Regions from separate parts of the Homo sapiens genome. Here region 1 is linked to region 2. Evidence: chromatin loops called from intact Hi-C (ENCODE). Cell type or tissue: gastrocnemius medialis. All regions are shown on one strand. Each heading gives the region's core, and the rest is flanking DNA. Links, peaks and the distances in the headings are about the cores only. Region 1 overlaps SLC38A4-AS1 (SLC38A4 antisense RNA 1). Region 2 overlaps SLC38A4-AS1 (SLC38A4 antisense RNA 1).

The links. Peaks named below come from ENCODE experiments on the same cell type or tissue, not always from the same donor. Only the 100,000 strongest peaks of a DNase experiment are listed, where the experiment ranks them.
Region 1: it touches region 2 in a loop (8-fold over the local background); 8 of 110 quality-filtered maps call a loop at or near these places.

Annotation. Positions count from the first base shown.
Region 1 is chr12:46,553,433-46,569,069 of GRCh38, reverse strand. The region is part of intron 3 of SLC38A4-AS1 (SLC38A4 antisense RNA 1); the gene reads right to left. Among named protein-coding and RNA genes, the nearest start is that of SLC38A4-AS1, 180 kb to the right of the region's middle. In gastrocnemius medialis, for the core only: no CTCF peak of the experiment used is centred there; no DNase peak of the experiment used is centred there; H3K4me3 peaks cover 553 bases; H3K27ac peaks cover 6,826 bases.
Region 2 is chr12:46,609,718-46,625,354 of GRCh38, reverse strand. The region is part of intron 3 of SLC38A4-AS1 (SLC38A4 antisense RNA 1); the gene reads right to left. Among named protein-coding and RNA genes, the nearest start is that of SLC38A4, 210 kb to the left of the region's middle. RefSeq lists an enhancer at 6,943-7,443. In gastrocnemius medialis, for the core only: no CTCF peak of the experiment used is centred there; a DNase peak (open chromatin) is centred at 7,994; H3K4me3 peaks cover 753 bases; H3K27ac peaks cover 2,833 bases.

The DNA.
Region 1 (15,637 bases), core at 3,678-11,677, 56 kb after region 2:
ATGCACCCCATCGAACCAGCACCCCAAGTCCCATTCATAATCAGTCTTTCCCTATAAAATCTATTCTATAAAATTGGAACAGGCAACTGATCCACCAGATGCATAAAAATCAACGTAGGAGCACATCAAACATAAAAAAGCAAGAAAACATAATGCCTCCAAAGGAATATAATAATTTTTAAGTAACAGAACACAATCATAAGTAAATATATAAAATGCCACAAAATGAGTTCAAATTAATAATCTTATGAAACTCAGTAAGATACAAAAAAATACAAATAGACAAATCAATGAAATCAGGAAAATAATTCATGATTTGAATGACAAATTTAACAAAGAGATATATGATTTTTTTAAAAACCACAGTGGCTCACGCCTGTAATCCCAGCACTTTGGGAGGCCAAGGTGTGTGGATCACCTGAGGTCGGGAGTTCAAGACCAGCCTGACCAACATGGAGAAACCCCATCTCCACTAAAAAATACAAAATTAGCCAGGTGTGGTGGTGCATCCCTGCAATCCCAGCTACTCACGAGGCTGAGGCAAGAGAATTGCTTGAACCCGGGAGGTGGAGGTTGTGATGAGCTGAGATCGCACCATTGCACTCCAGCCTGGGCAACAAGAGTGAAACTCTGTCTCGAAAAAAAAAAAATCTTAGAGCTGAAGAATTCAACAAATGAAATATTGAAAATCAATAGCTTCAACAACAGAAGAGACCAAGCAGAAGAAACAATTTCTAAACTTGAAGATAGATCTTTTGAAATAATACAGGCAGACAAAAATAAAAATAAAAAGAATGAAGAAAGCCTATAGGATTTATGGGACACCATTAAGCAAACAAATATTCTCATTATAAGTGTTCCAGAAGGAAAAGAGAAGGGAAAATGTGTAGAAATCATGTTTAATGAAATAATAGCCAAAAAATTCCCAAGTCTTGGGAGAGAAATGGACATCCAGATCCAGGAAGTTCAAAGAACCCCAACAGATTTAACCTGAATAGATCCTTATAGTCAAATTTTCAAAGGTAAAAGACAAAAAAAAATTCTAGAAAACAAAAGAAAAGTGTCAAGTCACATATAAAGGAATCCCCATTAGACCAGCAGCATGTTTCTCAGCAGAAACCATACAAGCTGGGAGAGAATAGGCTGATATATTCAAAGTACTGAAAGGAAAAAAAAAAAAAAAAAAACTGTCAGTCAAGAATATTATACCCAGCAAAGCTATCATTTCAAAATAAAGGAGAAATAAAATATTTTACAGACAAGCAAAAACTAAAGGAATCATTACCATTAGACCAGAATTACAATAAATATTCAATGGAGTCTTATATCTGAAAGTGAAAAAAATGAAAACCAACATCATAAAAAAAAGCAAAACAATAAAATTTACTGATACAGCCAATACACAAAAGAAAAATCAAATCTTGTCACCACAGAAAGCCACTCAATCACAAAAGTAAACATGAAATTGGAAGCAAGAAACAAAAACTATACAAAACAATTAGAAAATAATCAAGAAAATGATAGGAGTAAGTTCTCACCTATCAATAGTAACCTTGGGTATAAGATTTAATTCTCCCAGTTAAAAGCTATAGATGGGCTAAATTGACTTTTTTAATGAAAAAAAGACCCAAAGATATGCTACCCACAAGAAATTCACTTCTTCTGTAAAGATACATATAGACTGAAAGTGAAGGGATGGACAAAGATATTCCATGCAACCAGAAACCAAGAGCAAGCCAGTATAGCTATACTTATATCAGATAAAACAGACTTCAAATCAAAAGTCATAAAAATAGACAAAGACATTATATAGTAATAAAATGATCAATTCAACAAGGGAAAATAATAATTGTAAATATACATGAACCCAACACAGGACCACCCAGATATATAAAGTAAATGGTACTCATTCTAAAGGGAGAGATAGACTCCAATATAATAATAGCTGGGGACCTTCTTCCACTCTCAGCTTTGGACAGGTCATGTGGATATAAAATTAACCAAGAAACATCAGATGATTTAAACTGCACCGTAGATCAAATGGGTTAAAGAGACATATGAAGAGCATTTTACCCAATAGCTACAGAATACGCATTCTCCTCATCAGCATGTTGAACATTCTTCAGGACTCGAAAACAAAAACAAAACAGGTCTCAAAAATTTTTTTTAACTTGAAATTATATCAAGTATCTCATCTGACCACAGTGGAATAAAACCAGAACACAATAACAAGAGAAACATTTGAAACTATACAAATATATGTACTTTTTTTTTTTTTTTTTGAGGCAGAGTCTCACTCTGTCGCCCAGGCTGGAGTGGAGTGGCGTGATCTTGGCTCACGGCAACCTCTGCCTTCCAGGTTCAAGCTATTCTCCTGCCTCAGCCTCACGAGTAGCTGGAACTATAGGCACACACCACCATGCCCAGCTAATTTTTTATATTAAACACATGGAAATTAAACAACTTGTTCCTGAAGGATGATTGGGTGAAAAAAGGAATTAAGAATGAAATTTTAAAATTCATTGAGACAACTGAAAAAAGAAACACAACATACAACAACCTACAGGACACAGCAAAAGTGCTAATCAGAAACATATTTAGCAATAAATGCCTACATCAAAAATTGAGAAAGACTTCCAATAAACAACCTAATGATGAATATCAAGGAGCTAGAAAAGAAAAAATAAACCCCAAAATGAGTAGAATAGGAAACATTATAAAGATCATGGCAGAAATAAGTGAAATTGAGATTAAAAAACACAAAAGATCAATGAAACAAAAAGTTGGTTTTTTGAAAAGATACACGAAATCAACAATCCATTAGCTAGATTAAGAAAAAAAGAGAGAAGACCCAAATAGATAAAATTAGAAATAAAAACATATTACAACTGATACCACAGAAATACAAAGGATCATTAGAAACTACCATAAACAACTATATGCCAATGTATTAGAAAATCCAGAACAAATGGGTAAATTCCTGGACACATGCAATATACCAAGATTGAGTCCAGGAGAAATAAAAAACCTGAAAAGACCAATAATGAGATTGAATCAGTAATAAAAAGCCTCCCAGCAAAGAAAAGTCTGGGACTAGATGGCTTCACTGCTAATTCTATCAAAACTTTAAAGAAGAATTAATACTAATTCTTCTCAAACTATTCCAAAAAAATGAAGCAAAGAGAACTCTCTCTAACTCCATCTACAAGGCCAGCATCACCCTCATCTGAAAACTAGACAAGGACACAACAAAAAAATAAAACTACAGACCTATATTCCTGATGAACATAGATACAAAAATCCTCAATGAAATACCAGAAATTTAATCTACCAATATATCAAAAGATTATACACCATGTTCAAGTGGGAGTTACTCCAGGAATTCAAGAATGGTTCAATATATGCAAATCAATAAATGTGTTACATCACATCAACATAATGAAGGACAACAACCATATGATTACTAAAATAGATGCAGAAAAAGCATTTGATGACATCCAGCATCCCTTCATAATAAGAATTCTCAATAACTTAGGATAGAAAGAAAGTACCTCAACATAATTAAGGTTATATATGACTAACTGACAGTGAACATTATACTAAATGGGGAAAAAACTGTAAGCTTTGCCTCCAAGTACTGGAACAAAACAAGAATACCTACTTTCAGCACTCTTATTCAACATGGCACTGGAAGTCCTAGCCAGAGCAACTAGTCAAGAGAGAAATAAAGGGCATCTGAATTGAAAAGGAGAAAGTCAAATCATCTCTGTTTGCAGACATAATCTTATATACTGAAAAGAAACTAAAGACTCTACAAACTTTTAGAACTGATAAATTCATTAAAGTTGCAGGATACAAAATCAACATAAAAAATCAGTAACATTTCTATACACAAAGAGCAAACTAATTAAAAAGAAATCAAGAAGGCAATCCCATTTACAATAGCTATGGAAAAAAGAAGACCTAGGAATAAATTTAACCAAGGAGGTGAAAGAACACTATAAGGAAAACTACAAAACACTGATGAAAGAAATCAAATTGGATACAAACAAATAGAAAGACATTTCATGCTCATAATAGAAGAATTAATATTTTTATAATGATAATACTACCCAAAGCAATCTACAGATTCATTGAAATCTCTATTAAAATACTAATGGCATTTTTCACAGAAATAGAAAATAAATCTTAAAATTTGTATGGAGCCAAAAAAGACTCCAAATAGCCAGAACAGCCAATAGAAAAAAGAAGAAAGCTGCAGGCATCATACTACCAGAATTCAAAATATACTATGAAGCTATAGTAACCAAAACAGCATGGTATTGGTATAAAACAGACACATAGACCAGTGGAACAGAATAGAGAACCCGGAAACTAATCCACGTATCTATAGGCAAATGGTATGGACAAAGACAACAAGAACATTCACTGGGGAAGGGACAGTCTTTTCAATAAACAATGCTAAGAAAACTAGATATCCATATACAGAAGAATGAAACTAGACCCCTACCTCTTACCTCATACAAAAATCAACTCAAAATGGATTAAAGACCTAAATGTAAGACCCCAAACTATGAATGTACTAGAAGAACACACAGTGGAAACACTCCAGAACATTGATTTAGGCAAATATTTTATGGCTGCGACCTCAAAAGTACAGGCAACAAAAGCAAAAATTAACAAATGTGATTACATCAAACTAAAAAGCTTCTGCACATAAAAGGAAACAATAACACTGTGAAAAGACAATGGACAGAATATGAGAAAATATTTGCAAACTATTTTTCTATGAGGGAATTAATACCCAGAATATACAAGGAACTCAAACATCTCAACAGCAAAAAAATCCAAACAATCTAATTTTAAAATGGGCAAATGATTTGAACAAACATATTTCAGAAGAAGACATACCAATGGCCGACAGGTGTTTGAAAAAAAATCCTCAACACCATTAATCATTAGGGAAATGCAAATCAAAACCACAATTAGGTACCCCAGTTAGCATGGCTATTATGCTATTGTCAAAAAGACAAGAAAACAAATACTGGTGAGAATGTAGAGAAAAGGGACTCTTAATCACTGTTGGTGTGAATGTAAACAGTACAGACATTATGGAAACAGTATGCAGTCTCCTCAGACAACTACAAATAGAACTACCAAATGATCCAGTAGTCCCACTACTGGGTATTTATCCAAAGGAAACAAAATCTATATATTAAAGAGAAATCTGTACCTCCATGTTTATTGGAACACTATTCACAATAGCCAAGATATGGAATCCACTTAGGTATCCAATAACAGATAAATGGATAAAGGCTACATGTTTTCACACAAGCTAAATAAATAAATAAATAATAATTTAAAAAAATTTGATCTCCTAGGAGTAAAAAGTAGAACAGAGGATACTGGAGTCTGGCAAGGGTAGGGAGAGGTGGGGACATGCATGGATTTGTTAAAAGATATAAAATTACAGCTAGATAGGGGGAATAAGTTCTAGTGCTCTATACCACTATAGGATGACTATAGATAACAATAATGTATAGGTTCAAATAGCTAGAGGGAAGATATTAAATGTTCTCAACACAATAAAATGAAATTATGAATATGCTAATTACCCTGACCTGATCACTACACATTATATATATATCAAAACATCACAATGTACCACATAAATATGTACAATTATTATATGTCAATTTAAAATTAAATTTTAAAAAAAGAAATATTGAGAGGGATGATAGTGATGGTTGCACAACAATGTGAATGTACTTAATGCCTCTGAACTGCACACTTAAAAACAGTTAAAATGACCAATTTTATGTTATGTATATTTTACCATAATAAAGAAAAACATAAAACTTCCGTAGAAGAGTCTCAACTGAGTGCATACAGAAGTCATTTACTGTGTTCTGTTTGTGTTCTTGCTGTGTTCCTGCCCCTCATTATTTCCTTGCGCCGCAGAGAAAGAAAGAGACTGAATAGAAAGCCTGTTGCATTTGTGTTTTTTCCTGTGTGCCAAATGCATGAATCAACTACCGTTTCCACTTGATGTCACACAGGCATCTGAAACTCAAAGTATTGCACAACTGAATGCATTGTCTTCTCTCCCATGCCTACTTTTCCTCTTCTATTCTTTACTTATATTGGCATCAAAATTGTAAAGTAAAACCTTTGGCTTTAGTCACAGACACTTGTATTTCAAACAACCACAGTCCAGCTTCCCAAGATACCGCAGATGTGGGTTCCAGCAGCACATGGTGTATTGCCCTGTATCTCAATCATCAAATCAAAAAACTGGGGAGCTATACTTGATTTCTCATCTACTCAGCCCTGCATCTCATTCTTCAAGAATAACTGACTCTACCTCCTCAGACCTCACAGATCTGCCCCACTTCTTCATTCTTTCCAGTATTACTTTAGCACCTAACTAGTCTTGCTATTGTTAGTTTTGCCTTACCCTAATCTATCCTTCAATGTGTTATCAGAGTGACCTTTCTAAGATACAAATATGTGTAGGTACCTTTCATGTCTGAAAAACTAAACTAAAGATGCCTGCTGCTGCCATTGTAGCAACTCCTATTCCAGGAAATAGGAACGTAGATGGAAAGAACATAAAATAGGAACTGAATGACATGCAATATCTGTTGACCAAGATTACATCACTCTGGTAACATCCGTATGTATCACTGATGAAGCATTTATTTATTTATTTTTCAACCAATTTAGAAAGTTTATTTTGCCAAGGTGAAGAACACGTCCATGACACAACCTCAGGAGATCCTGGCAACATGTGCCTAAGGTGGTGGGGGTACAGCTTGCTTTTATATATTTTAGGGAGATAAGAGACATCAGCATATGTAACATTGTCATTGGTTCTGGTAGGGGGTTGGGGTTCCAGGTCATAAGTAGGTAAAAGACAAAAGGTTGCATTCTTTTGAGTCCTTCATCAGCCTTTCACTGAATACACAATGTAATCTGGCTCAGTCAATCTGCATTTTTACATAAACAATAGGGCAGAGGAAGCAATCAGGTATGCATTTGTCTCAGATGAGCATAGGGATGACTTTCTGTCCCACACCTGTGAAGATAAGCTATTGGTTTCCATAGCCAGGGTGAAATTCAACAGAACAGAGCAATTCTCCTGTCTCAGCCTCCCAAGCAGCTGGGATTACAGGCGTCTGCCATCACGCCTGGCTAATTTCTGTATTTTTAGTAGAGACGGGGTTTCGCCATGTTGGCCAGGCTGGTCTTGAACTCCTGACCTCAGGTGATCCACCTGTCTCAGCCTCCCAAAGTGCTGGGATTAGAGGCATGAGCCACAGCACCCAGCCTGTAGCTGTATTATTGAGGAATAAAATGGGAGGCATGTTTGCCTGATGTAGTTCCAGGCTTGACTTTTCCCTTGGCTTAGTGATTTGGGGCTCCTGGGGTTTATTTTCCTTTCACAGTGATATCTATTTTTTTTTTTTTTGGTTGTTTTTTGTTTTGTTTTGTTTATGAGGTCAGTCTCGCTATATTGCCCAGGCTGGTCTTGAATTCCTGGGCTCAAGCAATCCTCCCGTCTTGGCCTCCTGAATAGCTGGGACTATAGGCATGCACCACCGTGTTCGGCTTCTTTAGTGATATCTTCTGAGCACACAAAGCACCAGCTAACATTAACATGCTCATGATTTTGGCAACCCCGCCTAGGGGTAAAGTGTGATGAAGCATTTATAAGTTAAATCACCTCTGTCATAAATTGGTCTCACAGAATAGTCCTTTCTTTTTTTACAGTCCATTTTTTCCCACTTATTTCTATTCTTAATTTCAAAAATATTTAATTTTCTAATTATATTTCTCACACATTCAAGAAAATAACTTGGAATCTAGAAATAAAATGCAACAGCATCTGTGATATCATTAAGCAGTGAGCACATCTTGTAAAAACAGAGAAAGTTACACTCCCAAGGTCTATGAGCAGGTGCAATACACCTTGGCTGCTGAAACCCACATCTGCAGAGTCATCGGAAGCTGGACTGTGAGTGCTTGAAGTACAAGTGTATGTGACTAAAACCAAAGGTTTTACTTTACAATATTCTAAAAAGTCAAAAGTGTGATGAAATACACAACCAAATAGGTAGTTTAAAAAGAAAAAATTAAATGATCATTATCTATAAGCAATGATTTTTGGTTTAAAAACCTCAGTTGAGTCAACTGAAAAACATTAGAAATAATGAGTCCAGAAACATAGCTAATCATAAGATAAATATGCCAAAGACCCATGGCTTTCTTGGAAACCCACAAAAATATATTTAGAAAGTATGAGAAAAAAATCCCTATTCTCAAAAGCAACAAAAAACAAAATATCCTAAAAACTGCCTTTTAAAATACATGGGGATGTAATGAAATACATATCATGGTTCTGCATAAGGATATTGAATTAATTAAGTTAAAAGTATAATGCAATTATTATCAAAATTTTAATAGGATTTTCCTGGTAATGAACTGTTGCTAAAATTTATCTGAAAAAATAAATTCTATATATTTTGAACAAACTCAGAAAACCTCTTACTCTCCTCAGTTTATTTTTTCAGAAAATCCTAGGCTGGCTTTTAAGTGCCTTGCCTAATATATACCTCTGGCATTATCACACTTCACTGCAGCTCTTCATTTTCATGTCTTTCTTCCCTTGGGCTGCTTGAAGTCAGGGATAGTATCATTTGTCTTTCCCACCACCCAGCACAAAGCCTGGCTCAGGGAGCATTCAATATGTTTGCGGAGTAAGTGATTTTTAAACTGGTTAAACAACCACACCAGAGAATGACGGTTAACAGATCAATGTCACTCTGAAGGGTGGGCACCAGTGCCATAAAAGGATTCTCTTTGTCCTGCCTTCTTCTCCATTTTCATCAGTGATTCAATGAATTTGTATATGATACATTTGCTATTTTGTGAATGAAAAGAATCAGGGAAGAATAAATCCTAACCAGGCAGAAATGAGAATGCTACTGAATTCTGATAGGCTGGAAAAATAAGCCTAATTTAGGAGGGTAAATTTCATTAAGTGCAAGTGTAAAATATTGTTCAAGCACATACATGCACACACACAGCCCTATGTGAATAGGAATTGGAGGACGCAGGACAGGAGTAGATTTTTTAGAACAAACTTGGAGCCTTGGAAGCCACACACAGAGATATATCCTCCAAACTCAAAAACAAGGTGGATTTTTTGTGGTCTAAGTGGTCCTAGACTCATCTTGAAAAGCAAAAAAAAATGTTATAATGTTTCCAGATTTAATAACAATCTTCAGGTTTTTATGGTTATATTTGTTTGGATTAAAATCACTTAATATTTGACTGCCATTTTAGATTTCTATGGTATCTGTTTGTGTCATCTTTTTTTAAGCAGAAATATAATTTGGTGCCAGTAAACAATTGCCTCTGTGAGCCTTGGGAAAATTAAACCTTTCCCTGAATCTTCATGTAAGCATGTAAGGACTCGACCAGATACAAAACCAGACACGAATTTGGCCTTCAGCCTTTCCCATAACTATGAGAATAGCATTGTTGTGGCCAAATGTAGATACGTAGACAAGGAGCTTGTTCTATTAGAACACTTTCGTCTTTTCTGGAAGGTTCTCAAATATCAAGATATATGATATGAGTGTTGCTCCATCAAATAAATTTTATTTGAGAATCCTCTCAGAACATCAAGCTACAGCAGTGAGAGGCACATCTGTTAAACAGAGAGTATGCGAGACTTACCAAATAAAGAAATTAGACCTGCTGTTTATGCCATATCTTAAAACATCTTTGCTTTCCTTTGTCTTTTGTCTCTATTTCTCTCTCATCCATTTATGTGCATATTTTGCCACTACCAATGTAGCAGAATACAGTGGAGGCACGTGCATAAAAACTCTAACTTAACATAAACAAATTATATTTCAGGTTTATTTTCACTTCAGATATATGTGAAATTTGCCCTTTTAAAAGGTAAGTTTGAGCATTAAGTTATTAATACTTTTTTCACTCTATCCCACGGCCATTATTCATAAGTGATAAGGGCCAGAAAAATGGGCGTATCTTCAAACATGTAGCTACCAGTCTGCATGCCTCACAAAACAAAACTGCTTCCTATAAATATTTTCACATACAAGCAAATTTCCCTGCGTACCATGAGGAATGCGACAGAGACAGGCAACCTACCATTATACTTCCAATAAATGCAAGTGCACAAGATGGTTCCTGAACTGTTGCCACGGATTTCAGTAATATCTTTTGGTTTACCAGACACATAATTGACTAGCTCAGACTTGACTAAAAAAAATAAAAAATAAATGCTAAATGTCTGGTATGTCTGTAGAAGAAAATGCCAACAATATCATGTGTTACACTGTTAACACTATGAAAGAAAAAGGAGTGCTAGAGATCAAAATTTTCCATCCTTACTTTCTCCCTTAATGAACTGTTATATTTTCAGACTTTATAAATATAGCATAAATATCATCTGGGATCTACTCTCTCCTTGATTCAAACATCCATCCCATGGGTTGTAAAAGACCAAAACCCTCTCCAAAATATCTAGACATTTGTGGGGGAAGGAAAGCTGGAGAAGGAAGAGCTGGTACTTCCTTGGCTCCAAATGCCTGCTTCTGCTTAATTTACTCATTTACCACTCTTCCTGTTGGTGCTGACCCTATTCCACCCAACATGGAAGGAAACCTTTCCCATAATTTTCAATCCAAGAACAAAAGAAAACCCTCAAAAAATGGGTTCTTATGACAGACTTTACTAAAGTTTGAGGAGTTGGAATACATTACAATTACAGAAACAGACACCACTTGATTGACAATTAAACATTCTAGTGCTGAATAATCCTGCAGACACCCCAACGCCTGTATTTTCACTCACTGCCTTTACCCTCTGTGATTTCCCAGTATTGCATCATCTCCCTGGCTATTCTGCTCCTCTCCCCTTCCATGAACATTTCTCCTTCTCTACCCCTTCTTTCATATATCTTCCCAATTCCAGTGAAATCTCTGCATATCCAACCACAAAAATTAGTACTAAGACTACCTTACCATATTCAGATCCAAAATGGTGCTCAGCAGACCAAAACATATCTTCTGTTTACAGTATCCAACTTCCTCTGAAGCCAGTTGGGGTTGGTCTTGGCCATTTCCCCCATTTAAATGATAACATATGTGTTTGTTAAAATAATTTGGAGCAGGATTTGAAAATCTGGAGAAACCAGTTGTTTATGTCTTTGCATATCACAACTTTTTAAGAATATAAATTTCAAATTAACCCAACTATTCAAGGTTATTGGAGTGAGTCATGTCTCTCCTTTCGTGCTCATGGTTGCTTAATCGTGAAAAGACCATCATATAAAGATCAAGGAGATCAGGTTCGATTGAAACTTTTTCCTGACTTCCTCACACTGTCAGCCACCCTGGCTCAGCATCTCGAAGTTTTCCCTCCAATGTAACTATCCTTACATGCTATGGAGGATAAAAGCAAGATAGGAGTGTCTTAACATGAGTGAATTGTGACAGTTAAGAAAATAACATTGTATCCCAACTTCAAATGATTTCTTAGTACATAAGTGTTACCCTAATTGCCTTCTCTTCTAAATTGTTGTTTGGCTTTTTACAGACGTATGCAGCATTAATTTTTTTACACATTTTATACTTATGCACTGTTGTTGTATTTTGTAGTCATGTAATAAATTATGCTGACATAGGTGGGGGCAGAATCTGCTGTCTTCAAACATTGCTTATCTCATGTCTTACAGATGCTAGCATCCGATTCTCACATATGAAGTGAATCTAAATGGTCTCACACAACAATTTTTGTCGTGGGGTTATTATTCTAATGATATCAGTTTGAAATAAGATTCACTTTGACAAAAAGAAAGAAAGACGTATTTTGCTAAAGAGAAAAAGAGTTCCCAGATTTACTCTTTTTTTTTCCATCTAGCCAAAGCTGTATTTCTGACTGAAAGTGTACCTTACTCACTCGCCTTGTTGTTCAACTCATGGTTTAGAGATGCCCTGGAGGTGAAAATGACTGCTGAAGGGCTTATTCCATCCAACCCTATGATTCACCGGTCCTATGAGCCATAGTTTGTAATTGTAACATAATGGAAGATATTATTTTATGAAAGGAGAAGCTATGACTTGTCCAAAGAAGAAATATACATTATAGTAAATATAAGGTGAATTAGGATACAAATTAACACTTTCCTTTTGTATGAATAGGATTTGAGTGAGTCATTTTAGATGGGAAAAAAAAGAGACTAAAAGTTTAATTGATTATTTAAAACATTTGGTTTATTCTTAATGAGTAAATCATCCTAAATTATGTGTTTTCTTTGTTCTTAAGGAAATGAGCTTTTGAATAGAAGGATTTAAATACTTTAATATTAATTAAAATGTATTTTTACTTCTTTAGTTACTTCAGAAATATATATGTTTTAAATTTCCTTTTATAGTAGATATATTTCCACTTCATTAATCAAGAAAATTTTATTGGTGTCATATAAGTACAAGCATTTAAAAGAAAAGTAAGCAATTTGCCAATATGATGAGTAGCCAAATTTGAAACTCAAACACTTTAAGAACCAACTGACTTACAGTAATTGTGTTGTATTTTTCCATCACAGACAAGAGCATTTTGGACTATCTTATTATAAATCCAGAGTCCAGGGAATTCCAATGAGATAATGTCATTGACCTTGAGTACAGATAATCAGTGGTGAATGTTGTAATATGATAATGTGAAAGTTGCAAGAAGCTCATTCTCAGACTCTATTAAAAAACCTGCTAAATAAACAATAGGATGAGGCACAGTGCGAACTAAGGGAGCAGAACTTTAAGGCATGTTACCTAAAATAGAAAGGCTTCTAAATAACTCTAAGAGATTAAGAGTGAGCCCTCACGCTTAACTGCTGTTAAATTAGTTCAGCATGTGAGCATCTATCATGTACTCTCTCCTCTGCATCATGTAAGTGACCAAAGATAAATGTCAACTTTTGTCTCAATGATTTTCATTTAGTTTTTTCCTTTGCCTTTTGTATCATTTAAGTCAATTAAATTTTCCACCATTCTGAAAGCATGCAGCTTCATCAAAAATACTCCATTTCCACAAACGGCACACTCCACTGTGAATAAGAGAAAAATGTTGACTCTTTAAAGGAGCAATGCCATAAGAGAAAAAGGTGCTATGTATTTTGCACCTACAGGCTGCCAAAAAACTCCTTGATATTTGTCAGAAATGCAGCTGTAATTAGGGAGAGCAAAAGAAAATCAACTTCAGTTTGTTAACTGACCTGAGGCATCTAATTCATGTACATGTTCATTTTGTTAAAACATGCAAGCAAAGAGCTATTGGAGGCCATATGCCATTTGTTATGAAAAGCACATTCCTTTAGTCTTTGTAATGAAAGCCATATGGCTTTCTGAAAGTTAATTATATCATAAATATGCCGTAATAGTGGGGAGTGTGGTCTAGTAGTTGCTGGAAGAAACTTCGAGACTGGTTTTGAGTCAGTTTCTCGGTTGATTCAATTCAGAATTTCGGGGAAGTCACATGCCCACTGTGCCTCAGTTTCCCAATACTGAGAATGATGATAATAACATAGCACCTAAGTAAGAGAAGAGAACTGAAATGTTTTCTTACTTAAAGGTAAATAAAAAATACAAACTATAATTTAGGTCAATAAACAAACAGTAAAAAGATTCTTTTGAAATATTAACTGGATAATTTATCAAAATTGTCGCTTCCTCCTTCCGGTCCTTCTTTCCCACCACCAAAAGAGTAATCTTTCTGAAACACAAGTCAGATTGTTTATTCCACTGTCATACCTTACTTGCAAAATAGTGCTTGAATTCTGTATAAATGGTCCCCAGGCTGCTGGTCCAACCTCATCTGCTACCAGTCTCTCCTTGCCCTGTCACAAAGACATACACACCATGCCCTACATAGGTTTCACTCATTACATCAAGGATGTCCTACATCCTCTTCTCCATTTAACTCATGTGTGTGTCAAGGCCCAGACCATCATTTTTCCCAAAGGAAGGCCTTTGACTCCTTTAGGCCATTGGTAGTTCCTTGCCCTGAGCTACAATAGCACTTGCTGTATACCTTCATAAGCACTTACAACATTGTAGAGTAATTATTTTTAAACACACCCCTCTCTTCCCCATCAGAATTGAGGCTCCTAAAGGGAAAAGTCTATGCCCTGTAAAATAGCAGGTGCTCAATAAATAGTTTATCGTCCACTTTTTAAAGTCAGAGATAACTAGCTGTTTGACCCAGGGGCCTAGTTGTTAACTAGTTTCCATATCCATTTTCATCTCAAAACCCTCTCTCTGTTAACATTTTATAAGAGTCAGAAAATGATCCCAAGGGACTCGTAATGTTCTTAACTATTGAAAACAGCTTTCCACTGTGCTATCCTTTTGATGCAAGAAAATAAACTTATTTTAGAAAGTTTTTCAACAAAAACTAAAGCCAAGTGCTTTCTGCTTAAACTTAAGCTGACTAAAAAATTAAATAAAACTTAAGTCTTCATTCCCCAAATATTCCAGTTAATCATGGTTTTCTGGAATCTTCATGCAGCATGGAAGCCGAATGAAACAAGAAGCCAACATGTCCAACAATTATATCCCCACCTTGACATAACTAATTGAAGACAGTTGTGCCTGGCATGATAATAATGACCCTAAATTGTCTAGCATTAAATTCCCATCCCAGTGATACAGAACATTATTCTAATGGCCTAATTTGATTTTTAAAAATTACAAAACTGCACGTTGTGCACATGTACCCTAGAACTTAAAGTATAATAAAAAAAATTCATTTGGTTATGCTTGTGGTTTATACTTTAGAGGAAAACCTCTCTCAGATTTCATGGGAGTTGGATTTTGTAGAAAGTAGGTGTTCAAAGAATCCTGTTTTAGGAAGTAAATCATATCCACATGTTCTAAGAGTAGCAAAAAAGCAAGAACATTTATGTCTGTGATATGTTCATGTGACTCAGAGCAAAATCAGAGAGGAATGTCTAAATATCAGAGGACATTGGACAGAGTCTGACTTACAAATTTGTTGGGAACTGCTTTATAGGAAACAAGCTTTAGGATCTGATTTGAGGACAAGGCAACAGGGAAATAATAATAATAATAATAATAATAATAATAAAGGCAGGAGGGGATTATTGATAGAATTGAGCTCCAAACTTTTAATTTCCCCAAAATAGTTTCCAGATGGTCAAAACTATCTTTCTATGTATGATATTTTCAGGCACTAAATAAAACATTATTTATTTAGTAAATAACTAAATTAAAAGTTATACATCTGCCTACATGTTAATTTCTCAGTAAGATAGCACATTCGTTTTAAATACTGTCACTGTTGATACTAACCCTTTGATACTCAAGACACCTACCTGCCTGGGGGTGAGCAGTATGTTCTAATTTCATCAGAGCTTCAGATTTGTCACCACCCCTGGGATGCAGGGCTCTGAGTCATGAGGATATAACAATCCTGTACTTTGATATCCACTTTCCTCCCAGAAGGAGAGTCCTAACTAACTGTTTGAAGATGCTCTCCCTTCTTCTTTCTGCATCTATAGGTTGCAAGTTATGAAACTATTGCA
Region 2 (15,637 bases), core at 3,979-11,978:
TTCTTAGAAGTTGAGGCAAACATCACAAAGCTCAAATTTCTAGCCTTGCCACTCCATTTTCAACATCAGAAAGGGAAATTTACATCTTTGTGGAGCTAAGCTGCTGAACTCCTTCTCAGTGTTTCAGGTGATTGGGCCAGGATATAACTTTCATTCACTCTATTGGAAAAGCTATAAAGGGCAAGGGTGGTTTAGTGTGAACATGCATTTTTTTTCCTGCTCTGAACTCAGGGAGAAACAGCTCCCTGAAACCTACAAGAGGCCACTGGTGCATTGGCATTCACCACTATGGTTGTGCTCACAAGCAGAGGAAATTCTAAGCAGTTGGAGCCTTAAATGACAAGTATTTACTACCTGTTCGTGTGCCCTAGGCAGGGTCCTAAACTCTACCTGCATTCATTTCTGGCATCTCTCACCTGTCTATATAGATGGGAAGGAGAGGTATAAGAAGACATGAAACACAATATATTTCAAATATTCTATATGAAAAGGAATCAGACTTCTAGCCAGCTGTCACTCCATACCGAAAGCCACTGGTGTCTAGAGCATTCACAGGTGCAGGTATCCATTGGCAATGTAAGTGCCAACTCCTACCAGCAGGAAGCATGCGATTTAGAAAAGAAAATGTGTAAAAGGAAATGACATGAAAAAGAAGTGGCAGATGGGGCAGAAACAGGGAGACATCAAGTCAATCACAAACTGCACAAAGTAGGCATTCAATATTCACTTCCTTAATTACATTATTTGTTGAAAGCTGAATTTGCCTTTAAGAAACATTTACTCCTACTTAGTTTAAGTGTGTCTTCCTAGAACCAACAATAAGCTGTTGCACCAACTAGCAAAAACAAGCTTCTGACTGCATGCTCTGATTGATGAGATGAAAAAACAACATTCCTAATTAGCATTTCAAATTCATGAGTAAAATAGTCAACAGACTGCAATAAAAACAAAATAATTTAAACACACACAAGCAAATTACCCTCTTTTCTTGACTCTCTCTTTTAAATAAGGCAGGAAGATAACTTTCTGTTTTTAAATTATTTTTATTGCATTTTCACATTACATATAATACTTGCTTTTCCAATATGAACATCACACAGTTCATATTTACTTTATAGCAGGAAAGGCATAGATAATATTTACCAATTTTTTTTAACTGAAAACAGCAATGGAGGTTAAATGGATAGTGTAACTGTCACTGAACTTCTGTTTTATTTTGAGCCTAGCAATGGGTGTGTGCTTAGGTTTCCTTATATAGTTTTGTGGATTAAGGGCCTAATCCTCTGCTGTCCTATAGCTTCCATTTTTCAAATTATGCTGTTAATAATGTGATTATATATAAAAAATTACTTACAGTGCAATTTCAATGCATTTTGAAGAAGTAACTTGTGTCTTTGGAATTTAAAGTACTGATTCAAAACAAAGGAAAGATTTAATTCTTATTTTACTTTCCCCTTTACATGTCTTTATTAACCACTTTCCCACTTATATTTTGCCTATATAGGCAAAAGATACAGATTTTGCTGATATTTTAATGCTCCTGAAAATTAGTTATTTTCTTAGAACCCATAATTTCAAACATAGTAGTGTTAAGATTTTTCTGGAAAAGGAAGGGGAAAAGCTGAATACCTATCAAATACCTTTTCTGTATCTTCTTCTTTGTGTGCTGAGTGTTTTATATGACAGCTCATTTCTTTTTTTTTAAATTTTATTTCATTATTATTATACTTTAAGTTTTAGGATATATTGCACAATGTGCACGTTAGTTACATACATATACATGTGCCATGCTGGTGTGCTGCCCCCATTAACTCGTCATTTAGCATTAGGTATATCTCCTAAAGCTATCCCTCCCCACTCCCCCCACCCCACAACAGTCCCCAGAGTGTGATGTTCCCCTTCCAGTGTCCATGTGTTCTCATTGTTCAATTCCCACCTACGAGTGAGAATATGCGGTGTTTGGTTTTTTGTTCTTGCGATAGTTTACTGAGAATGATGATTTCCAATTTCATCCATGTCCCTACAAAGGACATGAACTCATCATTTTTTATGGCTGCATAGTATTCCATTGTGTATATGTGCCACATTTTCTTAATCCAGTCTATCATTGTTGGACATTTGGGTTGGTTCCAAGTCTTTGCTATTGTGAATAGTGCCGCAATAAACATACGTGTGCATGTGTCTTTATAGCAGCATGATTTATACTCCTTTGGGTATATACCTAGTAATGGGATGGCTGGGTCAAATGGTATTTCTAGTTCTAGATCCCTGAAGAATCGCCACACTGACTTCCACAATGGTTGAACTAGTTTACAGTCCCACCAACAGTGTAAAAGTGTTCCTATTTCTCCACATCCTCTCCAGCACCTGTTGTTTCCTGACTTTTTAATGATTGCCATTCTAACTGGTGTGAGATGGTATCTCATTGTGGTTTTGATTTGCATTTCTCTGATGCACAGTGATGGTGAGCATTTTTTCATGTGTTTTTTGGCTGCATAAATGTCTTCTTTTGAGAAGTGTCTGTTCATGTCCTTTGCCCACTTTTTGATGGGGTTGTTTGTTTTTTTCTTGTAAATTTGTTTGAGTTCATTGTAGATTCTGGATGTTAGCCCTTTGTCAGATGAGTAGGTTGCAAACATTTTCTCCCATTTTGTAGGTTGCCTGTTCACTCTGATGGTAGTTTGTTTTGCTGTGCAGAAGCTCTTTAGTTGAATTAGATCCCATTTGTCAATTCTGGCTTTTGTTGCCATTGCTTTTGGTGTTTTGGACATGAAGTCCTTGCCCATGCCTATCTCCTGAATGGTAATGCCTAGGTTGTCTTCTAGGGTTTTTATGGTTTTAGGTCTAATGTTTAAGTCTTTAGTCCATCTTGAATTCATTTTTGTATAAGGTGTAAGGAAGGGATCCAGTTTCAGCTTTCTACATATGGCTAGCCAGTTTTCCCAGCACCATTTATTAAATAGGGAATCCTTTCCCCATTGCTTGTTTTTCTCAGGTTTGTCAAAGATCAGATAGTTGTAGATATGCGGCGTTATTTCTGAGGGCTCTGTTCTGTTCCATTGATCTGTATCTCTGTTTTGGTACCAGTACCATGCTGTTTTGGTTACTGTAGCCTTGTAGCATAGTTTGAAGTCAGGTAGCATGATGCCTCCAGCTTTGTTCTTTTGGTTTAAGATTGACTTGGCAATGCAGGCTCTTTTTTGGTTCCATATGAACTTTAAAGTAGTTTTTTCCAATTCTGTGAAGAAAGTCATTGGTAGCTGGATGGGGATGGCATTGAATCTATAAATTACCTTGGGCAGTATGGCCATTTTCATGATATTGATTCTTCCTACCCGTGAGCATGGAATGTTCTTCCATTTGTTTGTATCCTCTTTTATTTCATTGAGCAGTGGTTTGTAGTTCTTCTTGAAGATGTCCTTCATGTCCCTTGTAAGTTGGATTCCTAGGTATTTTATTCTCTTTGAAGCAATTGTGAATGGGAATTCACTCATGATTTGGATCTCTGTTTATCTGTTATTGGTATATAAGAATGCTTGTGATTTTTGTACATTGATTTTGTATCCTAAGACTTTGCTGCAGTTGCTTATCAGCTTAAGGAGATTTGGGGCTGAAACAATGGGGTTTTCTAGATATACAATCATGTCACCTGCAAACAGGGACAATTTGACTTCCTCTTTTCCTAATTGAATACAGTCTATTTCCTTCTCCTGCCTAATTGCCCTGGCCAGAACTTCCAACACTATGTTGAATAGGAGTGGTGAGAGAGGGCATCCCTGTCTTGTGCCAGTTTTCAAAGGGAATGCTTCCAGTTTTTGCCCATTCAGTATGATATTGGCTGTGGGTTTGTCATAAATAGCTCTTCTGATTTTGAGATACGTCCCATCAATACCTAATTCATTGAGAGTTTTTAGCATGAAGGGTTGTTGAATTTTGTCAAAGGCCTTTTCTGCATCTATTGAGATAATCATGTGGTTTTTGTCTTTGGTTCTGTTTATATGCTGGATTACATTTATTGATTTGTGTATATTGAACCAGCCTTGCATCCCAGGGATGAAGCCCACTTGATCATGGTGGATAAGCTGTTTGATGTGCTGCTGGATTCGGTTTGCCAGTATTTTATTGAGGATTTTTGCATCAATGTTCATTAAGGATATTGGTCTAAAATTCTCTCTTTTGGTTGTGTCTCTGCCAGGCTTTGGTATCAGGATGATTCTGGCCTCATAAAATGAGTTAGGGAGAACTCCCTCTTTTTCTATTGATTGGAATAGTTTCAGAAGGAATGGTACCAGTTCCTCCTTGTACCTCTGGTAGAATTCGGCCGTGAATCCATCTGGTCCTAGACTCTTTTTGGTTGGTAAGCTATTGATTATTGCCACAATTTCAGAGCCTGTTATTGGTCTATTCAGAGATTCAACTTCTTCCTGGTTTAGTCTTGGGAGGGTGTATGTGTTGAGGAATTTATCCATTTCTTCTAGATTTTCTAGTTTATTTGTGTAGAGGTGTTTGTAGTATTTTCTGATGGTAGTTTGTATTTCTGTGGGATCAGTGGTGATATCCCCTTTATCATGTTTTATAGCGTCCATTTGATTCTTCTCTCTTTTCTTCTTTATTAGTCTTGCTAGCGGTCTACCAACTTTGTTGATCCTTTCAAAAAAGCAGCTCCTGGATTCATTAATTTTTTGAAGGGTTTTTTGTGTCTCTATTTCCTTCAGTTCTGCTCTGATTTTAGTTATTTCTTGCCTTCCGCTAGCTTTTGAATGTGTTTGCTCTTGTTTTTCTAGTTGTTTTAATTGTGATGTTAGGGTGTCAATTTTGGATCTTTCCTGCTTTCTCCTGTGGGCTTTTAGTGCTATAAATTTCCCTCTACACACTGCTTTGAATGTGTCCCAGAGATTCTGGTATGTTGTGTCTCTGTTCTTGTTGATTTCAAAGAACATCTTTATTTCTGCCTTCATTTTGTTATGTACCCAGTAGTCATTCAGGAGCAGGTTGTGCAGTTTCCATGTAGTTGAGCAGTTTTGAATGAGTTTCTTAATCCTGAGTTCTAGTTTGATTGCACTGTGGTCTCAGAGACAGTTTGTTATAATTTCTGTTCTTTTACATTTGCTGAGGAGTGCTTTACTTCCAACTATGTGGTCAATTTTGGAATAGGTGTGGTGTGGTGCTGAAAAAATGTATATTCTGTTGATTTGGGGTGGAGAGTTCTGTAGATGTCTATTAGGTCCGCTTGGTGCAGAGCTGAGTTCAATTCCTGGGTATCCTTGTTAATTTTCTGTCTCACTGATCTGTCTAATGTTGACAGTGGGGTGTTAAAGTCTCCCATTATTATTGTGTGGGAGTCTAAGTCTCTTTGTAGGTCACTCAGGACTTGCTTTATGAATCTGGGTGCTCCTGTATTGGGTGCATATATATTTAGGATAGTTAGCTCTCCTTGTTGAATTGATCCCTTTACCATTATGTAATGGCCTTCTGTCTCTTTTGATCTTTGTTGGTTTAAAGTCTGTTTTATCAGAGACTAGGATTGCAACCCCTGCCTTTTTTTGTTTTCCATTTGCTTGGTAGATCTTCCACCATCCCTTTATTTTGAGCCTATGTGTGTCTCTGCACGTGAGATGGGTTTCCTGAATACAGCACATTGATGGGTCTTGACTCTTTATCCAATCTGCCAGTCTGTGTCTTTTAATTGGAGCATTTAGTCCATTTACATTTAAAGTTAATATTGTTATGTGTGAATTTGATCCTGTCATTAAGATGTTAGCTGGTTATTTTGCTCGTTAGTTGATGCAGTTTCTTCCTAGCCTCGATGGTCTTTACAATTTGGCATGATTTTGCGGTGGCTGGTACCGGTTGTTCCTTTCCATGTTTAGTGCTTCCTTCAGGAGCTCTTTTAGGGCAGGCCTGGTGGTGACAAAATCTCTCAGCATTTGCTTGTCTGTAAAGTATTTTATTTCTCCTTCACTTATGAAGCTTAGTTTGGCTGGATATGAAATTCTGGGTTGAAAATTCTTTTCTTTAAGAATGTTGAATATTGGCCCTCACTCTCTTCTGGCTTGTAGAGTTTCTGCCAAGAGATCCGCTGTTAGTCTGATGGGCTTCCCTTTGAGGGTAACCCGACCTTTCTCTCTGGCTGCCCTTAACATTTTTTCCTTCATTTCAACTTTGGTGAATCTGATAATTATGTGTCTTGGAGTTGCTCTTCTTGAGGAGTATCTTTGTGGTGTTCTCTGTATTTCCTGAATCTGAACGTTGGCCTGCCTTGCTAGATTGCGGAAGTTCTCCTGGATAATATCCTGCAAAGTGTTTTCCAACTTGGTTCCATTCTCTCCGTCACTTTCAGGTACACCAATCAGACGTAGATTTGGTCTTTTCACATAGTCCCATTTTTCTTGGAGGCTTTGTTTGTTTCTTTTTATTCTTTTTTCTCTAAACTTCCCTTCTCGCTTCATTTCATTCATTTCATCTTCCGTCACTGATACTCTTTCTTCCAGTTGATTGCATTGGCTCCTGAGGCTTCTGCATTCTTCATGTAGTTCTCGAGCCTTGGCTTTCAGCTCCATCAGCTCCTTTAAGCACTTCTCTGTATTGGTTATTCTAGTTATACATTCATCTAAATTTTTTTCAAAGTTTTCAACTTCTTTGCCTTTGGTTTGAATTTCCTCCTGAAGCTCGGAGTAGTTTGATCATCTGAAGCCTTCTTCTCTCAATTCGTCAAAGTCATTCTCCGTCCAGCTTTGTTCCATTGCTGGTGAGGAGCTGGGTTCCTTTGGAGGAGGAGAGGCACTCTGCTTTTTAGAGTTTCCAGTTTTTCTGCTCTGTTTTTTCCCCATCTTTGTGGTTTTATCTACTTTTGGTCTTTGATGATGGTGATGTACAGATGGGTTTTTGGTGTGGATGTCCTTTCTGTTTGTTAGTTTTCCTTCTAACAGACAGGACCCTCAGCTGCAAGTCTGTTGGAGTTTGGTAGAGGTCCATTCCAGACCCTGTTTGCCTGGCTACCAGCAGCAGTGGCTGCAGAACAGCGGATTTTCGTGAACCGCGAATGCTGCTGTCTGATCATTCCTCTGGAAGTTTTGTCTCAGAGGAGTACACGGCCTTGTGAGGTGTCAGTCTGCCCCTACTGGGGGGTGCCTCCCAGTTAGGGTGCTCGGGGGTCAGGGGTCAGGGACCCACTTGAGGAGGCAGTCTGCCCATTCTCAGATCTCCAGCTGCGTGCTGGGAGAACCACTGCTCTCTTCAAAGCTGTCAGGAAGGGACATTTAAGTCTGCAGAGATTACTGCTGTCTTTTTGTTTGTCTGTGCCCTGCCCCCAGAGGTGGAGCCTACAGAGGCAGGCAGGTCTCCTTGAGCTGTGGTGGGCTCCCCCCAGTTCGAGCTTCCCGCCTGCTTTGTTTACCTAAGCAAGCCCGGGCAATGGCGGGCGCCCCTCCCCCAGCCTCGCTGCCACCTTTCAGTTTGATCTCAGACTGCTGTGCTAGCAATCAGCGAGGCTCCATGGGTGTAGGACCCTCTGAGCCAGGTGCGGGATATAATCTCCTGGTGCACCGTTTAAGCCCATTGGAAAAGTGCAGTATTGGGGTGGGAGTGACCCGATTTTCCAGGTGCCGTCTGTCACCCCTTTCTTTGACTAGGAAAGGGAACTCCCTGACCCCTTGTGCTTCCCAAGTGAGGCAATGCCTCACCCTGCTTCGGCTCGTGCATGGTGCGCTGCACCCACTGTCCTGTGCCCACTGTCTGGCACTCCCTAGTGAGATGAACCCGGTACCTCAGATGGAAATGCAGAAATCACCCATCTTCTGCATCACTCACGCTGGGAGCTGTAGACCGGAGCTGTTCTTATTTGGCCATCTTGGCTCCACTCATGACAGCTCATTTCTATGTAAGTATATTATCCTTATTTTACCTCTGATGAAACTGAAACTTAGTAACTGGCCCAGGGTCACACTGCTAGAAATAGCTGAGCTGGAATTGAATGCATGTCTGTTGAATTACAAGGCCTGGGCTCTTGTCCACGTAGGGACAGAAGACAGAATTATGCAACAACGGGAGGAACCTCAGAGATGTCCTAATGCATCATGACAAACCCTCTGTCCCTCTCCTGCCTGATTACAACTCTGCCAAATACACACATTTCACAGACAAAAACACTGCTAATCAGGTCATTCAAATGCCTCACCAACTCACAGGTTACACAAATGGTGAATGTACTCATACAAAGTGACATTCAACAGTTTTAAAGATGAAAAATTATTGACTTTTAGTTTCTCCTCCACTCCCCTGCTTAAAGTCAACTTTATTGGGATTATAATTTGTATTCGGAAAACTCCATTTATTTAAGGTACACAAATTAAGAAGTTTTGAGAGATGTGTACACTCTTGAAACCACTCCAATGGTCAAAAAACAGAAGATTTCTACCATCCCCAAAAGATACCCTCTGTTCCCTTGTACTCTATTATTCCCTCTACCCACACCCCAAGGCAAAAACTGATCTGCATTGGTTGCTATTGATTAGCTTGTGTGTTCTACAATTTTATATAACTAAATTCATATTCAGATAGATTCCTTTGTGTCTGAATTCCTTCCCTTAGCATGATGATTTTGAGATTCCTTCATGATGTTTTGTGTGTTAGTAGCTCATTCCTTTGTATTGCTGGGTAGTACCCCCTTATATGGCTGCACCACGTTTTGTCTCTCCATTACCTGTTGAAAGACATTTGGGTTATTTCCAGTTCTTATAGCTACAGCAAATAAAATTACTGTGAATATATGTATACAAACTTTTATGCTGTCATATGTTTTCATTTTTCTTGGGTAAATACCTCAGAGTGGGATGGTTAGGGTGTATGTAAAGCGTATGTTCAACTTTTAAAAAATTGACATCTTCCAAAGTGGTTACACTCTTTTACATTCCCACCAGCAATGCTGCATTCCAATGCCTCGACATGCTTGCCAGCATTTAGTCAAAGTTTTCAGTCTTTTTAATTTTAACCATTCTGGTAGACATATAGTGGTTTTCATTTACATTTCTCTGATGACCAATGATGTTGAGCATCTTTTCTTGTGTTTATTAAACGTAAGAATATCTTCATTTGAAAGTGTCTATTCCACGATTTTACCATTTTCATAGAATTTCTTATTATAGAGTTGTAGTGTTCTCTGTCTATTCTGTATACAAACTTTTTTGTAAGCTATATACTCTGGTGGTTTTATAGTTATGTGTACAAATTCTTGGATACTCATCCACTCAAGAGGTAGAGCTTAATTCAGCTTCCCTTTTATATGGGCTGGATTTAAGGACTCACTTCTAACAAATAGAACATCACAGAGTTATGGGATGTTGCTCCAGAGAGTAGATGATAAAATGACCGCAGCTGCCATCTTTAGTGCACTCACTCACTTCTCTCTCTTCAGCTACTCACTCAAGGAGAAGGGAGCTGCCATGTCCTGAGGACAGACAAGAGGCCTTATGGGAGGCTCATGTGTCCAGAAACTGAGGTAATCTTCTGGATCTTCTACCAGTAGCCACATAAGAGGGCCTGAAAGCGGATCTTCCCCAAATTCAGTCTTTAGATGACTTTATCCCAGCCAACAGCTTAATTGCCATTTCCCAGATTTTGGCCCACAGAAACTGTGAGATAATAATTGTTTGTTGTTTCAAGTTTCTAAGTTTTGTGGGTAATTTTTTATAGAGCAATAGATAACTAACACGTAACATTGCAACAATTTTCTCCAATTCCATGGCTTGCCTTTTTATTTTTCTAAAGGTGTCTTTTGAAGAGCAAAAGATTTTAATTTTGACAAAGTCCATTTTATCATTGTTTCTTTAATGGTTCATTATTTGGGCATTTAAGAACTCTTTGCCTTCTTCAAGAACATAGAAATTTTCTCCTATGTTTTCCTCTAGAATTTTTATCATTTTGGTTCTTAAATTTACATTTACCATCCATTTTTGCTGGTACATAGGAAATCCTTTTGCAGGACCTTTCCTTAGTTCAGCTAAAGATGAGCTTCTTTGTCCCATGGCCATGAAAATTCAGGCTCACAGACAATTTGAATGATGAGTAGGACAGGGTTTTATTAGGTGAAAAGGAAGAAAAGGGGCAAACAGGGACTCTCGCAAGGCCAGAGTCCCTGCTAGAGTACTTGCCACACGCAGCTTGAGTCCCAGGTTCCACACAGGAAGAGGAGGGGCCGGGCTCTTCCCCACTGCAAATGGCACAAACTTCCCAAGGTTCCACCCCCATGTGCATTCCTCCCAGTGGGCAGACTTGTTGGAGATTATCCAACAAGACCCCCTCTCACCTGGCACACTCATTATCTCTTGAATGAATGACAACATTCATTTTGTATCTGAGGTAAGAATCAAGATTCATTGTTTCCTTACAAACATCCAGTTGCTCCACCATCACTTGTTGAAAACTTTCTTTTCCCCATCAAATTTCCATCTTTGTAAAAAATCAACTGATCATAAATATAAGAGTCTATTTCTGGGTTTTTCTGTTCCATGCATCTATATATCTACCCTTCCACTACTACCATACAGTCTTGATTATTTAACACTATATAAAGTCTTGAAATTGGGTAACATAAGACCACCAACTTTGTTCTTCTTTTTAAATTTATTCAGTAATTTGCATTTTCATATATATTTTATAATTAGCTTCTGAATTTCTAAAAACTAGCATGCTGACAGTTTGATTTGGAATATATTGAATCTATAGATGAATTTAGGAAGAATTGAACTCTTAAGAAAATTCAATGTTTACTGTGTATTTTTTAAAAAATTATTGATTCAAGGGCACATTACTAGTATTGGAAGATCATACTTTAAGGGAAATTCTGTTGTGCAATTATGTACCTTTTTCTGAAGTTACTTTTGCATACGCCTCAGTTTCCTAGTCTATAAAGTGGGAAAATGGGATACTTACCTCTGAGGATCACAACTGAAATATTAGAGAGGGTATAAATATGGGATAGAGTCAAGTAAAAGAATGAAAGGGCCAGGCGTGGTGGCTCACGCCTGTAATTCCAGCACGTTGGGAGGCCAAGGTGGGTGGATCACGAGGTCAGGAGATTGAGACCATCCTGGCTAACACGGTGAAACCCCGTCTCTACTAAAAATACAAAAAATTAGCCAGGCATGGTTGCAGGCACCTGTAGTCCCAGCTACTCGGGAGGCTGAGGCAGGAGAATGGCGTGAACCCAGGAGGTGGATCTTGCAGTGAGCTGAGATCTAGCCACTGAGCCACTGCACTCCGGCCTGGGTGACGACAGAGCAAGACTCCATCTCAAAAAAAAAAAAAAAAGAATTAAAGACATGTAGTCTTATTCAGCTCTAAGAACTTTGGGGGATAAATATTTTTTAGAATAATTTTGAAAAAGAATTATTTAAGAATGCATCTTAACTAGTAAATTTATTTTGTTTTCGGTTCATTTTCTGGTGACCTACAAAAACAAGCAGCCAATATTTTATCCAAACCTGATAAGGAGCTGGCTTTGTTTCATTCATTTGTTCAACATTCATTTACTATGTACCAGCATGGATAAAGCACTGGGTACAGGGTATGCGTGTGTATGTGTGTGTGTATTATTGGTGTGCATAAGTACACCCATAATTGTATGTGTCTTTCTTTGTATTTGTACCTTTTGATGAAAACTCCTATAATTGTTCTTCTCCTCCTCCCCCAATCTTTTGAGCTAAGATTGAAATTATGTATCACTGATTATTTCAGCCTGTTCTCAACATTGTTTCTTTCAGCTTATTTTGTCCCTGATATTGTTGCAAAAACGTGATTTCTCTGGCCTTTGCTCTGAGGTTTGAAGGAGGGGAAGAAAGAGACTGAAGTTAGAGGTAATGATCATATGATGATCTTTTCCTGTTTCAGATCCCAGGCCATAAGCATCCCACCTTACAGGAAAAAAAACAACAGCCAACAAATATTTACTAGGTGCCTGGATTTAGTATATTGGAGGCTGTTTATGTCAATATCATCACAACTTGAACTACACTGTTTATCTGTGATGGTGGAAGAATGCTGAAAAGATGTAGGCAGAGCTGTGAGGAGGCTCCAGCAACCATCCAGGTGAAAAGCGATGGAAGTCAGGACCAGTGGTGACAGCACAAATGGAGAGAAGTGGATGGGAAATATGGGAAATATCACAGCTGCTGATGGATTGGATACAGGATTTGAGAGAGAATGATGCCCAAGTTGCCACAACTGCAGGATGCCGTTATGTTCACTGAGATTTGGGAATAGTGAGTGTTGGTCAGGGTTAGTAGAGGGAACATGGTGAATTTGTTTTGTTCATGTTGAATTTAAGATGTTTTTGAGATGACCAAGTGGATACATGAGGACATGCTTGACCTGGTATTCAAAGGAAAGACATGGACTGGAGATACACATTTCCAAGTCATGGCCATGTGGGCAGGAATTCAATCCTGATCATAGAGTTTGCCTGAGGAAGAAGTATAGAGCAAGAAGAGGACAGGGCCCAGGAATGGGTTTTTGGGAATTCTGATATTTAATGGTCATATAGAGTAGCATGAGTCTGAAAGGGAATTAAGGAAGAACAGAGAGAAAATTTAGTTGAAAGACCAGTAGAGGCTGAAAGCCAGAAGAAAATAGTGTTTCAAAAAGGTGTAGATTACGGAAGTGGGGCTATAGTGTTCAATGCTGCTGAAAATTCAAGTAAAATGAAAACTGGATGAACACACAATTTCATAGCAGGATATAGTTTCCAGCTAAGGAGAGTCTTATTTGTGAAAGAGAGAGAGAAAGAAAGAAAAGGAGGAAGATGGAAGGAAGGAAGGAAGGAAGGAAGGAAGGAAGGAAAGGGGAGGGGAGGGGAGGAAGGATAATTTCTTAGGACAAATAAATCAAAACAACCCAGAAGTGTGATTTTTGGCACTTTCTACCTATGGATTGGAGATTTCAAATTTCAGATTCCTCTTTTCATCTACCTATGGATTGGAGATTCAAATTTCAGATTCCTCTTTTCATCTACCTATGGATTGGAGATTTCAAATTTCAGATTCCTCTTTTCATTATCTTCTTTAGCTAGTAAGAAGAAAATAACTTTCTTTACCTTTTGACAGACTGGAATACATCGACGTTCTCCCTTGAGAAAAATTCTAAATGTGGGATTATCTAGCTTTAAAAAAAAAAAAAACAACAAAACAAAAATCTTCGACTACCTTTGGCAGTCTATTCCAGAAGGAACTGTCAGGATCTGCAAGCATCTTGAGTCCTGTAAGATCGGTTCATGACGTCGCTACAGCCTGGAGTCCTCAGCAATCAGAAACCCAATAGATGCAGTTTACGAACACAATTTAGACAATCTGGAATTGGCAATGGTGTAGAAATTCCTTTATATTCACTGGTAAAGCAGCTTTCAGATACTGAGAGAAGCATATCCAAGCAAACTAAAGTTGGAGGCTATTATGAAAATATGCAATGTTTCTAAAGTTGCTTTTTGACACAAGGACTTTTTGTTTCTTAGCAAATAGAATTTTAGACCCAAAGTCAAGAAATCTGAACTTAATTTTGTTAAATAAACCAACTTTATGATGTAAACACGCCATTTAGGCCTTCCGAGCTTCAGTTTTCCCCTCTTTAAATTTAAAACATTTCTACCCAACTCTCATTGTTGTCTCTGTGATCAAAGATCATGCCCATAAATGTGCTTTAAAAACACCAAATGAGTCTGGGTGTGGTGGCTTATGCCTGTAATCCCAGCACTTTGGGAGGCTGAGGCAGGTGGATCACTTGAGGCCAGGAGTTCGAGACTATCCTGGCCAACATGAAGAAATCCCCATCTCTACTAAAAATACAAAAATTAGCCAGATGTGGTGGCGGGCATCTGTAATCCCAGCTACTCAGGAAGCTGAGGCAGGAGAATCGCTTGAATCCAGGAGGCGGAGGCTGCAGTTAGCTGAGATTGCGCCACTGCACTCCAGCCTGGGTGACAGAGCAAGACTCTATCTCGAAAACAAAACAAAACGAAACGAAACAAAACACAAATGCCACCAAATGATATAAAAATGCCATAAATATATTTTTATTAATCTTTTAAACATGTTGAGTATGGCTTAAATTTCCAAAGATGGTTAAGAACCAACAAAACAGCCCTCTGTTTTCAGCAGAGATTTTAAGACTTTTTAAAATTTACACATTATAATTTATATCCTATAATTTCCATGGTATTTTTAAAAGTTCTACCCTGATGCCCTCTCAAAAACAAACAAGTAAACCCACAGTAAATGTCTAACTTTGGCTTTGCCCTAACACTTTTTAAAAAAAAAAAATAAACCTCACCTTATTTAGGTGGTAAAAGTCACTTCACACATCAGCTTCAATTCTCACCTTCCCATGAGATCTTCCCTGACTTTAGCCATAGTGACTGTCCTGTCTGTGGTTTTTAGCCACAGGGCCCAGCACGCACTGTGCTTTTTCACTCTGTTCTCTAATTGGGCATGTGCGTGTTCTGCTTCACCAGGTTCAATGATGATCAGGAGAGATGGCGTTGAACAATTCCAGGTACCAACCATAGTTCTTTCTTAGTTCCTCACAGATCTTAATCCATGCATACACATGTGTTTGTTAAGTTTTTAAATTTAAATAGCATGGAGCAGTGGAGTAGAGAACAGACAGTACAAAAGCCTCCAGCTTGGCTTTGTCATTCACTAGCTATTGGCACTGAGTAATTTACCCAATGCCCCTGAACCTTCTTTATCAATAAAAAAGGAAGCTGGGCTAAGTCTAGTTAATTCTATGATAACCAAAATTACATTGATAGATTCCATCCAGCAGTTAACCTTTAAACTCTCTTCCTACAAAGCTGACAACACCTTAGGTCTCTTTTCAGTCTAATCTCTGGTTGCTCTTACTATTAATACTATTACTATTATTAACATAGTATTCCTTGAGCATCTACTAGGTGTTATGCCCCCGTGCCAAACACTTTCCTTGTATTATCTCATTTAATATTCACCTCACTGAGATACTGTACCAATTGGGACTTACAGTGCAAGCTATAGAAACCAATTTGGGCTGATTTAAGGAGGATATCAGGCAGCTTATAGGATTATGGAAGGGCTGGAGAACCCTTTTGAGGCTCTACAGGCTGGAGTACCGCTTAAAAATCACACAATTGAACCATTTTGGTGAGGTGACCACTGCTACTCTGGGAATTGGCTAGTGCATCCTGTAGTGCTAACCACTGGGACTACCATCCCTGCCACCACTGCTGCTCCTGAACTTGGTTCTTCTACCACCATCCACTGTGAGAAGTCATTTGTTAACTGCAGCTCTGGGGCAGGTGCCCACACCATAATTACAAGGGAGGCTGGGAGAGCAAGTAGCTGACATTATATAGTGAACGCATTCCTGAGTCACAGGAGGGAGACTCCACACACTGGACAACCAAAAAGAATGGCAAATGTCCACTGTAAATATCCTCACTATTATTATCTCTATTTATCAAACCAGAATATTGATGTTTAGTAAGGTTAAATAACTTGTCCAAGGCCATAGAGATGGCTAGTGGCCAAAGCAGGCTGTCTGGCCCCATACACTACAGTCTCTCCAACAATGCTCTTCCCGCTCAGGCTCAATAACTTCCAGTGAATGGGAGGCT